Regions from separate parts of the Homo sapiens genome. Here region 1 is linked to region 2. Evidence: read pairs that join two places in POLR2A ChIA-PET (ENCODE). Cell type or tissue: PC-3. All regions are shown on one strand.

Region 1 (5,000 bases), 550 kb after region 2:
GAAGTGAGTTGTGAGAGCCAATTGTGCGGCCTACGTGTCGGGGAGCCACGCTGCCCACAAAATTTGGCCAAGGAGGGAAACAGAAAGTCAACATTTTCCAGCAGACTGGGAAGGCGGCTGGGTATTTCTGGAGCCCAGGACTCTCTGGTAAAATGGTCCTTGTGGTGGTGAGAGGCAAAAAAAGGTGGTAGTGGCGGGGGGGGGGGGGGCACAATCAGATCTCTACTCAGCTCAGGAAAGGCCTCTTAACACAAGCAAGAGGTTTCCCTGGCACACAATCCCAGTGCTCCACACTGACCAGGAATCTCACCAAACCTAACCCCAGGAGCAGACTAGAACCAGGGTGCCATGGCTGGAAGGAGCCTTAGCGATGATTTAGACCAGGGGCCCTCCAAGTGTGGGCTTGGGTCCTCTGCATCAGCAAGTCCTGGGAACTTGTTAGAAATGCAGATTCTCAGGCCCCAACCCAGACCTGCTGGGCCAGAAACTCCAGGGGTAGGAACCAGCAGCATGTGTTGTCACAAGCCCTCCAAGTGCTGGTGCTGCAGGGCACAGTTTGATCATCACTGGGAAGGCTCTAAGCTTTCAATCAGTGGGGAAACTGAGGCCTGGGGTGAGGTGGGAGGAAGGAAAGTAACGCATTCATCACCGGTTTGTTTGTGGCGGAACCAGAACAAGTTCTGCCAGGCTAGGTTTCCTCCTGCCCCTTCTTCTCCTGCCAGTTTAGAGAGGAGAAGGCTCTAATGTCTGAAATCCCACCAATTGATGGCAGTTGATCTGGCTCTTCTCTCCCTCTGCTGACCTTATACCCATCTGCAAACTTCAGGAGGACTCTGTACCACCTCTCATAGTGGGCATGTTGATAATTCAGACTTTCACTTTTCAGTCAATGTTGTGAATAAGCAAGCTAGAAGAATGACCTTTGATTTTGATAAATGACCAGGTCTTTCACAAGTTGAGTTAGCTAAGTGTTCCTGCCCTGCTGCACTCCCTTCTAAATGAGGGCTCTATGCCTGCCACCCCTGCTAAGTGGACAACACCTTCTGCTCCATGGGACAATGCTCCATGGTCACTGATATTGATGGCAGGGGGACAGAGCCCTGACTGAGAGGAGGGGGCAGCCACAGGCTAGCTAAGAATCTCCAAGGCCCATAGACTTGAAAAGATGATCTGGGCCAATCAAATTCCTCCCCTGGGAGTTTAGAATTGGGAAACTCAGAGGCTGGGGCCATTAGCAATGGAAACCAAAGCTGAAAGGCCATTTGGGGAATTGCATGATGTAGATGGGGCCTGGGTAGTCCTGAGGAGCTTGGTGCAAGCTGAGGACAGACAAAGTAAGTGGAGGAAGGTTGGCAGTGGAAAAAGAGCAGAGAAGAAAGAGAGAGAAACAGAAATCCCACAAGGAAAACCTGTGGGATTTAGCTTTCTTGAGGCCTGATTTTTCTTTTTCTTTTTTTTTCCAGATGGAGTTTCGCTCTTGTTGCCCAGGCTGGAGTGCAATGGCACGATCTCGGCTCACTGCAACCTCCACCTCCTAGGTTCAAGCAATTCTCCTGCCTCAGCCTCCTGAGTAGCTAGAATTACAGGCATGTGCCACCATGCCCGGCTAATTTTATATTTTTTATTTATTTTATTTTATTTATTTATTTATTTTGAGATGGAGTCTCACTCTGTCACCCAGGCTGGAGTGCAGTGGCTCGATCTCGGCTCACTGCAAGCTCCGCCTCCTGGATTCAAGCAATTCTCCTGCCTCAACCTCCCAAGTAGCTGGGACTACAGGCGCCCGCCACCACATCCGGCTAATTTTTCGCATTTTTAGTAGAGACGAGGTTTCACTGTGTTAGCCAGGATGGTCTCGATCTCCTGACTTTGTGATCCGCCTGCCTTGGGCTCCCAAAGTGCTGGGATTACAGGCATGAGCCACCGCGTTGGCCGAATTTTGTATTTTTAGTAGAGTCGGGGTTTCACCATATTGGTCAGGCTGGTCTCGAACTCCTGACCTCAGGTGATTCACCCACCTCAGCCTCTGAAAGTGCTGGGATTACAGGCGTGAGCCACCACGCCTGGCCAAGGCCTGATTTTTCTGTAGCTCATGCCCTTGGCATCTAGCACATTTCCTGTTACGTTCTGACCACAAACAGAGCTAACCTGGGTGGGCCTCTGTTCCTAGCAACCCAAGGTACTACATCAGGGCTTGGCAACATTTTCTATAAAAGGGCAGATAGTAAACATATTAGACTTGCCAGCTGCGTGGTCTCTGTTGACACTACTCAATGCCACCTTCCTAAGGCAAAAGCAACCATAGACAATATGGCAATAAATGGGTATGGCTGTGTTCCAATAAAACTTTATTCTCAAAAATAGGTGACTTTGCTTGTCCCCTTCAAGCAGAAAAATAAATAAGTTAAAAAAAAAAAACCCACAGGTGACCATCTCACTGGCCAAGGTTTGCTGACTCCTGTGCTGGATTAAAATCTAAGTGTGGCCGGGCGCGGTGGCTCACGCCTGTAATCCTAGCACTTTGGGAGGCCAAGGAAGGCAGATTGCCTGAGCTCAGGAGTTGGAAACCAGCCTGGGCAACACGGTGAAACCCTGTCTCTACTAAAAATACAAAAAAATTAGCTGGGCATGGCAGCATGTGCCTCTAGTCCCAGCTACTTGGGAGGCTGAGGCAGGAGAACTGCTTGAACCTGGGAGGCAGAGGTTGCAGTGAGCCGAGATCGCACCCCTGCACTCCACACTCCAGCCCGGGTGATGGAGTGAGACTCCATCTCCAAAAAAAAAAAAAAAAAAATTTAAGTGTGGCAGCCCGGGGTGTGGTGGTTCACGTCTGTAATCCCAACACTTTGGGAAGCCGAGGCGGGAGGATCACCTGAGGTCAGGAGTTTGAGACCAGGCAGGCCAACATAGTGAAACCCTGTCTCTACTAAAAATACAAAAAAAATTAGCCAGGCGTGGTGGCGCATGCCTGTAATTCTAGCTACTCAGGAGGCTGAGGCAGGAGAATTGCTTGAACCCAGGAGGCAGAGGTTGCAGTGAGCCGAAATCATGCCACTGTACTCCAGCCTGGGTGACAGAGCGAGACTCCATCTCAAAAAAACAAACAAACAAAAAACAAACAAAAAAAACCTTAAGTGTGGCAAAGACTACCTCCTTTCCATCCCCATCCACTTAAGTCTAGTCCAGGTCTCATGTGACTGTGGAATTTTTTTTTTTTTTTTTTTAGACAGAGTTTCACTCTTGTTGCCTAGGCTGGAGTGCAATGGCATGATCTTGGCTTACTGCAACCTCTGCCTCCCGGGTTCAAGTGATTCTCTAGTCTCAGCCTCCCAAGTAGCTGGGATTACAGGCGTGCACCACCACACCTGGCGGATTTTTTGTAGTTTTAGTACAGATGGGGTTTCATCATGTTGGCCAGGCTGGTCTCGAACTCCTGACCTCAGGTGATCCAACCACCTTGGCCTCCCTCCCAAAGTGCTGGGATGACAGGTGTGAGCCACCACACCCAGCCTAGATCTTAATCTTAAGGCTGAGTGGAGTATGGGCCATACATTCCCTCTGTATCCTCTCTTCTCTTAGTACTCTGCCACTTCTCAGGCTGGCCAGCTACCTCTGGAGTTATGGTAAAAACTCCAAACCCAAAAGTTTATAAGAACCAGGATTATCCAGTCAACAAACTAACATACACACAAAGTATCTGCAAAGCGAGAACATCCTCTAAGCTCAGCTTTAATGAACTATGTGAAATTTTACAAACAGGAAATCTGGAAGGAAACCTTATAATTTTGACATATGAAAAATCAAATAAAATACTTAAGTTACATTTAGATAATGATGAATGTAAAATAGGGTTGACAACAGAGAGTGGTGGAGACTGTGGTAAACTGGTAAGATTCTGCCCTGTCTAAAGTCAGTGCTAGCCAGTACTTAGCTTTGGTTCATTGTACCCTTTGGGGATGCAACCTGTCTGATGTCAGATTTTCCAATTCTTGGGTATCTGAATTTTTTAAAAAGTAAAACCTCTTTGTTTTTTAATATTAGCAACTAATTTAAATTTGGGGAACATTTGGTTTTGTTTTTTTTGAGATGGTGTCTCGCTCTGTCACCCAGGCTGGAGTACAATGGCATGATCTTGGTTCACTACAACCTCCACTTCCCGGGTTCAAGCAATTCTTCCTGCCTCAGGCTCCCGAGTAGCTAGGATTACAGGCAGCCGCCACCACACCCAACTAATTTTTGTATTTTTACTAGAGACGGGGTTTTGCCATGTTGGCCAGGCTGGTCTTGAACTCCTGACCTCAGGTGATCCGGCCCCCTTGGCCTCCCAAAGTGCTGGGATTACTGGCATGAGCCACCGGGCCCAGGCTGGTTTTTTTGAAAAACGTCCACAAGTCAGATTCAACCCATGAGACTCTCAGAGCCAATTCACCCTTTTGTCTTTATCCACATTGGAGTGAGCTTCCTTTGGCATATTTACCTCACTCCTCGGAGAAGGAAGGCCCTGCAGTTATCTCCGAATTCTTGAGAAGGAAACTGAGTCCAGAAAGAGTGGGTACCTTGCCTATCACTCACTGGGTCAGGACCAGAGCCGAGCGGCAGCCACGCCGACTCCAGGTTTCCACTTGAGGGAGGCCTGCCCTGTGTTTGAAGCTTCGGCTGGTCTTCCCAGCATTTCTCTCCACTCACTCGCGCTCCCACATCTGGGCTGTGCTCACAGTGGTATCCGCCTGTGGTTGCTGCAGTTGGCAGGAAGGGCTCTGAGAAACCAAAAGACTTGGGTATATTTAATAAGTCAGAATATGAGCTGGAGTTTAATCCTGTGACACAAACAACTCTCAGCTGGCCCCTCCAGCACGTGTTGGGAAATGGACCTTTCTCTGGTCCTCATACAGAGTCCCTCCAACGTGAATCACAGGTTGTTTATTCAAATTAAGGAATATATTTTCTTCCTGAGGGCATGGTAGGAAGAAATATGCTATTTGCAAAACAAGAGTTACAAG
Region 2 (5,000 bases):
GAAGGAGCTTCCCTGCCCTTGTGAAATTGAGTTTAGGAGATAGATACAAACATGTGAATTTCACAGGGGAAGTACAGGAGGCTTTAGAAGGAAAAACAAGAGGCTCTACCTAGCCCTAGCAGCAGGGAAAGCCTTTCCTAAGAAGTGAGGTTTGAGATGAGGCCACTGGACGTCAGCTGGGGTGGTGTCAATTCTACAAATATTTATAGATCATTTACTATCGACCAACCAATCGACAGAGTCCCTGTCCTCAAAGAGGTAGCTATTAGAAGGGAAAAGAGTCCCAGGAAAAAGGAATTACACATACAAGGGCAGAGGCAAGAGAGGCCAAGTATGTCGCAGGAGCATAGAGAGCTCAGAGTGCAAGAGGCAAGAGATGAAAGATGGGCAGGAGATGAAAGACAAGGCAGGAGCAAAAGACAGCCCCAGGCCATGCTAGGGTGTTTGGAGCTTGTCCAGGGCCATGTGTGATGGTCGGATTTGCATGCTTGAAAGGCCACTCTCAAATATTCATTGGCACCATGGCAAATGAAAAGTCGCATGTGGCAGCCTCTGTCCCACATTCCCCACTATCAGGCTGATCCGAAGGCAGGAGAGGGTGTATCTAGGCTGCACGTCTGAAAGGCTGAGACTGAGTGTGTCTGTCACTGATTGAATGTGGGAGCGACAGAATATGTGTGCCTGCCTCATGCCTGTTCATGCCATTATTGGTGTTGTTGACCTTATTGCGGATCAATAACAATAGCCCCTCACATGGGCCTGGTGCCTGTGTCCATTTGAGTTTCATGAGAGATATCTCCAGGAAGCAGAACCAGGATTCCTACTCCCATTTTACAGATAATGATGCTGCTAATAATAGTTGACATATTGAGTGTTTAGTGTATGAAGGCTCTGTGTGCATACTACCTCATGGAACACACACTGCAATCACTCCCATTTTACAGATGAGTCATTTGAGGGCACTTACAAGCTTGCAAGGGCACTTACATGCTAGTAAGTGGCAAAACTGGGACTAGAAGCCATTTCTCCCTACCTTCTGCCCTTGTCCCAGGTAATCTTAGCCTCTCCTCCCTCCTTTCATCTTTCTCCTTCGAGTTGCAAAGCTGCCCCAATAAACAATAGCCTGGTATTGCTGAAACAGCCCCATCTCCTGAGCTCAAATTGTAAACTTTGCCTCTTCATACCCATACCCCTCCACCCTGGCTCAGCCCAGCCTTGAGGGCAGTGCCCCTGAAATCCTGGGCATCTGACACCTGAGTGCTGCAGGCCCCAGCCCACAGCAAGCACTGGCACTCCCCTAAATCTTTCCAGAGCCAAGACCCCTCCCGCCGCCATCTCAGAGCCTCACTTGGTCAGAGCGGCCAGGGGAGGCGGGATCGATGTGCAGAGAACTCAGTAATAATCCCAGCACAGGCAGCCAGGCTGCTGTATAAAGACAGATTAAAAACTCATCGGGTTGAGATGAGGAAATAATTCAGATGCTTGGCCATAGTGGGAACGTCTAGGGCTGCAGGTGCTAGTCGGAGTACATGTGAGGGGGTGGCCGGGACCCAGATGACAGCGGCTTTTGGCCTTGGGAATCTGCACTCCCCCACTTCGTTCCACCCCCAGAGCTACCTTCCTTTGCTGCCTGCCTTGAAGCCAAGGCTGACAAATCTCAGTCCCCCAGGGAGCAGCGAGGGGGAGGCAGGCTGGGGGAAACCGAGAGAGCACAGTTGCTGCCTAGCTCCACACCCTGGTTTATTTCCTCCGCAGCACTGAAATTATTTTGCTCATTTATTTGTTTACTTGTATGCTGTTTCCTCACCTAGACTATAAGCCCCGCGAGGCCAGGGACCTGTTCATCTGTGTACTGCAGTACCTCCAGCCCCCAGCCTACAAGAGGGACTTCTTAAGAACTGTTGAGTAAATGAATGCATGGATTGGAATCCTGGCTCTTGCTGTATGACCTCGCTGAGGTTCCGTTCTCTTAGCTGTAAAATGGGCACGGTAGTGGCTTCCAAAGGAGATCTCAGCCCAGCGCCAGGCTTCTAGGAAGCGCTCAATTGAGGATTTTGTTACATTGATGTCAAAAGAAAATGGAAACCGTGTCTGCCGCTTGAGATGCCATCAGGGGGCGCCCTTGTGCAAGGCGCTCGGCGTGCTGCGCCTTCCGCAGGCTCCCGGGTGAGCGCATCCAAGGCCGCCCCCACTCCCCGCCCCCACCTTTGGGGGGCTTATCTCCTCCCCTCTCCGTCCCGTTCACACGCCCACCCTCACTCCGCCCGCGTCCCCGCTCCGGGGACCGTCTCCGCAGCCCCGTGCCCACCCTTCCCCACCGCCAGGCCCAGACTCCTTCCGCCCACGCGGCCCCATATGCTGGAAAGAGCCTCCCACTCCCCATCTGTCAAGCCACTTCCTTGCCCCCATTCCCGGCTTCGCCGCTGTCCCCTCCTCCAGGAAGCTGGTCCTGATTGAGGGGCAGAGGACTGCCAGCTTCGCCGGTCAACCGCCCGGTATCCCCGTTCCCCCAACCACAGGGCTTTAGGGAAATGCCCGCTGCCCTGGGCAGATGACCCCCAGTGCTGAGCTCTGAGCCTCGAGTCAGGGTTTGCGAACAGATGCGAGAACTCTCTGTGCGCTTCAGACCCGTGGGGAAACCCTGCCGAGGAAAGGAGTGGGAGGGCCTGCGTGGAAGGACCCCTCGTGTCACGGCCGGCTGGCTGGGGGTGGGGAGCGGGCTTCGGGGCATTGCCGGCTGTTCGCCTGGAGGACGCAGGGCTTGGGGAGCGCGGTACAGACAAACACAGGCTGCTTTTCTCGCCCGAAAGACCGGTTTCATTTCGCAGATTGATTATTGCTGCGTGAGTGTGTGTGTGTGTGTGTGTGTGTGTGTGTGTGTGTGTGTGTGTGTTTGGGCGTTGTTAGTTTTTTAAAAATGTAACTTGCTTGTCTAATGAATGTTTGATTGCACCTACATCCGGAGGGTGTTTTAATGAAAGGTGAAGGCTCCTGGAGGGAAATAAATAAATAAAGGATCGCTCCCCATCCGTAGGCACCCGCTCCCCCGGCAATTCTCTATCCACAGCTATCTTCTGAAGCCCATGCCCTCGCGGAAGAATTCTGTTCCTGTTTGAATGTTCCCATGTAAATGCTGCTGCTCTCCCATGGAAATCACACCCTTCAATCGGTCAATCTCAGGGCTTTTATTAAGGGTGTGAAGGGGAGATGAATGGGGAGAGGGAGCTCTGGGGGAGCGGGGAGAGGAGCGAGGAGGCCTCTTTTCCCGCCGCAGGCTGGACTGGGTTTTGCTCGCTTGGTGAGTGCACACCCACTCTGCGCCAGGCTTTGTGCTGAGATCGGTGGACACGGAGAAAGCAGGCACAGGGTAATGCCAGTGCTATCAGTTCAATTCAGCAATTATTTGTTCAGCATCCCAGTACCACATTGTGACCCTGGGGGATTCGCTGAACCTCAGACAGCCTCAGTTTCCTCATCTGTAAAATGGAGATTGTAATCATATTTATCTCATTATGTGTTGGTGGGATTAAATGAGAGAGTGCATGGCACACAGTAAGCACTCAGGGAATGCTAGCTGTTATTATCTACTATGTAAGTAGTAGTGTAGGGGCTATGGGAAAGCAGAGCGGTGTGGAGCACAGACCTAGGAGATTATTAGAGGGTGGATTTAAAAGTGCATCCCTCTTACAGGTAGAATGTCTACGTTTAGGCTCAGTCCCATTGATCAGTCAACTGATAATTACTGACTGCTGGCATACCAGCCACTGTTCTTCACTTCGTGGATACAGCTATGAGACAGGTAAATCTGGTCTCTGCACAGAGAGCTCATGTCTAGTAAGGGAGACCTAGGTCCATAAACAGCCTGGCCACAGGGTGGGCAGAGCCGTAACAGAACAAGCCCAGGCAACTGTGGGAGCACAGACGAGGGGTATTTCACCCGACTTGGCTTCCCAGAGGAGGGTAATTTAACCAGACAAAGATCGAGGGTTAGGAATGTGTGAGGGATGGGAGGAAAAATATTCTAAGCCCAGGGAATTGCCTGTTGGGAGGGCACAGGGATTAAGAGAGTGAAGTCATGAGTGATTGGAGAACTGAAATTTCCATCTCCCATAATGGTTAAAGAAACAGCTTTGGAATCAAATGCCTGGCTTCAAATTCTGGGTCTGCTATGTGCTAGCTGTGTGACCTTGGTCAAATTATTTCATCTCTCTGTGCCTCAGTTTTCTCTTTTGTAAAATGAGTCTATTAATAATAAGGGTTAATAATAATATCCATTTCATTGGATTGTTGTGGAGAATGGATGAGATGGCATTTGTAAAATGCTTAGCCCAGACCTGGCATGAGGTTAACATTCAGTAACTGTTAAATAGTATTATTCTTCACTGTTGCTGAAGATGAAGCCATGGTGTGGGGAGGGTGAGAGGTGAGGAGGAGGCTCAGATCATGAAGGACCTTATAATCCATGGTAAGGGGTTTGTACAAACCTAAGAACAATGGGGAATTGATGGAGTGACAAAATCATATTTGCAGTCATCCCTGGCATCCTTCCTGACGCCTTTCTTTCACACCCCACATGCAGTTCATCAGAAAACATTGTCAGCTCTACCTTCATAACTCATTCAGCATCAAACCACTTCTTACCACTTCCATAGACTCTACCCTGGTCCGAGCTATTATCATCTCTTCCCTGTGTTACTGCAATGGCTTCCTAACTAGTCTTCCCACTTCTACCCTTGTGCCCTTACTGTTTGTTCTTCACACAGTGGGTGGAGAGGTCCTGTTAAAATGTAAGCCAATTAAAATTATTGTGTCATGCCTCTGCTCAACCCCTCCACTGGTGCAGCATCTCACTCAGGGTCAAAGCCAAAGTCTTTATAATGGCCTATAGACCCTGCAAGGTGTGGCCTTCTGCCAGATCTCTCCCTCTTCTCATACTCCTCCAGCCTTACTGGTCTCTGTGCACTTTCTCAAACATGAACTTGCCAAGTGCCATCCCACCT

Evidence for each region. Peaks named below come from ENCODE experiments on the same cell type or tissue, not always from the same donor. Only the 100,000 strongest peaks of a DNase experiment are listed, where the experiment ranks them.
Region 1: POLR2A ChIA-PET joins it to region 2 with 11 read pairs; 2 of 35 experiments call an interaction of 5 or more read pairs at or near these places.

What each region holds. Positions count from the first base shown.
Region 1 is chr5:142,249,398-142,254,397 of GRCh38, forward strand. No RefSeq gene overlaps it. Among named protein-coding and RNA genes, the nearest start is that of SPRY4-IT1, 66 kb to the right of the region's middle. In PC-3, no CTCF peak of the experiment used is centred here; a DNase peak (open chromatin) is centred at 2,154; H3K4me3 peaks cover 53 bases; H3K27ac peaks cover 1,602 bases.
Region 2 is chr5:141,700,201-141,705,200 of GRCh38, forward strand. It overlaps LOC124901092 (a long non-coding RNA gene), which reads right to left. Exons shown (of 2, transcript XR_007058973.1): 1 at 4,642-5,000; 2 at 3,166-3,476. Among named protein-coding and RNA genes, the nearest start is that of ARAP3, 20 kb to the left of the region's middle. RefSeq lists enhancers at 951-1,451, 2,040-2,189. In PC-3, a CTCF peak has its summit at 2,102 (motif pointing right); a DNase peak (open chromatin) is centred at 2,091; H3K4me3 peaks cover 1,614 bases.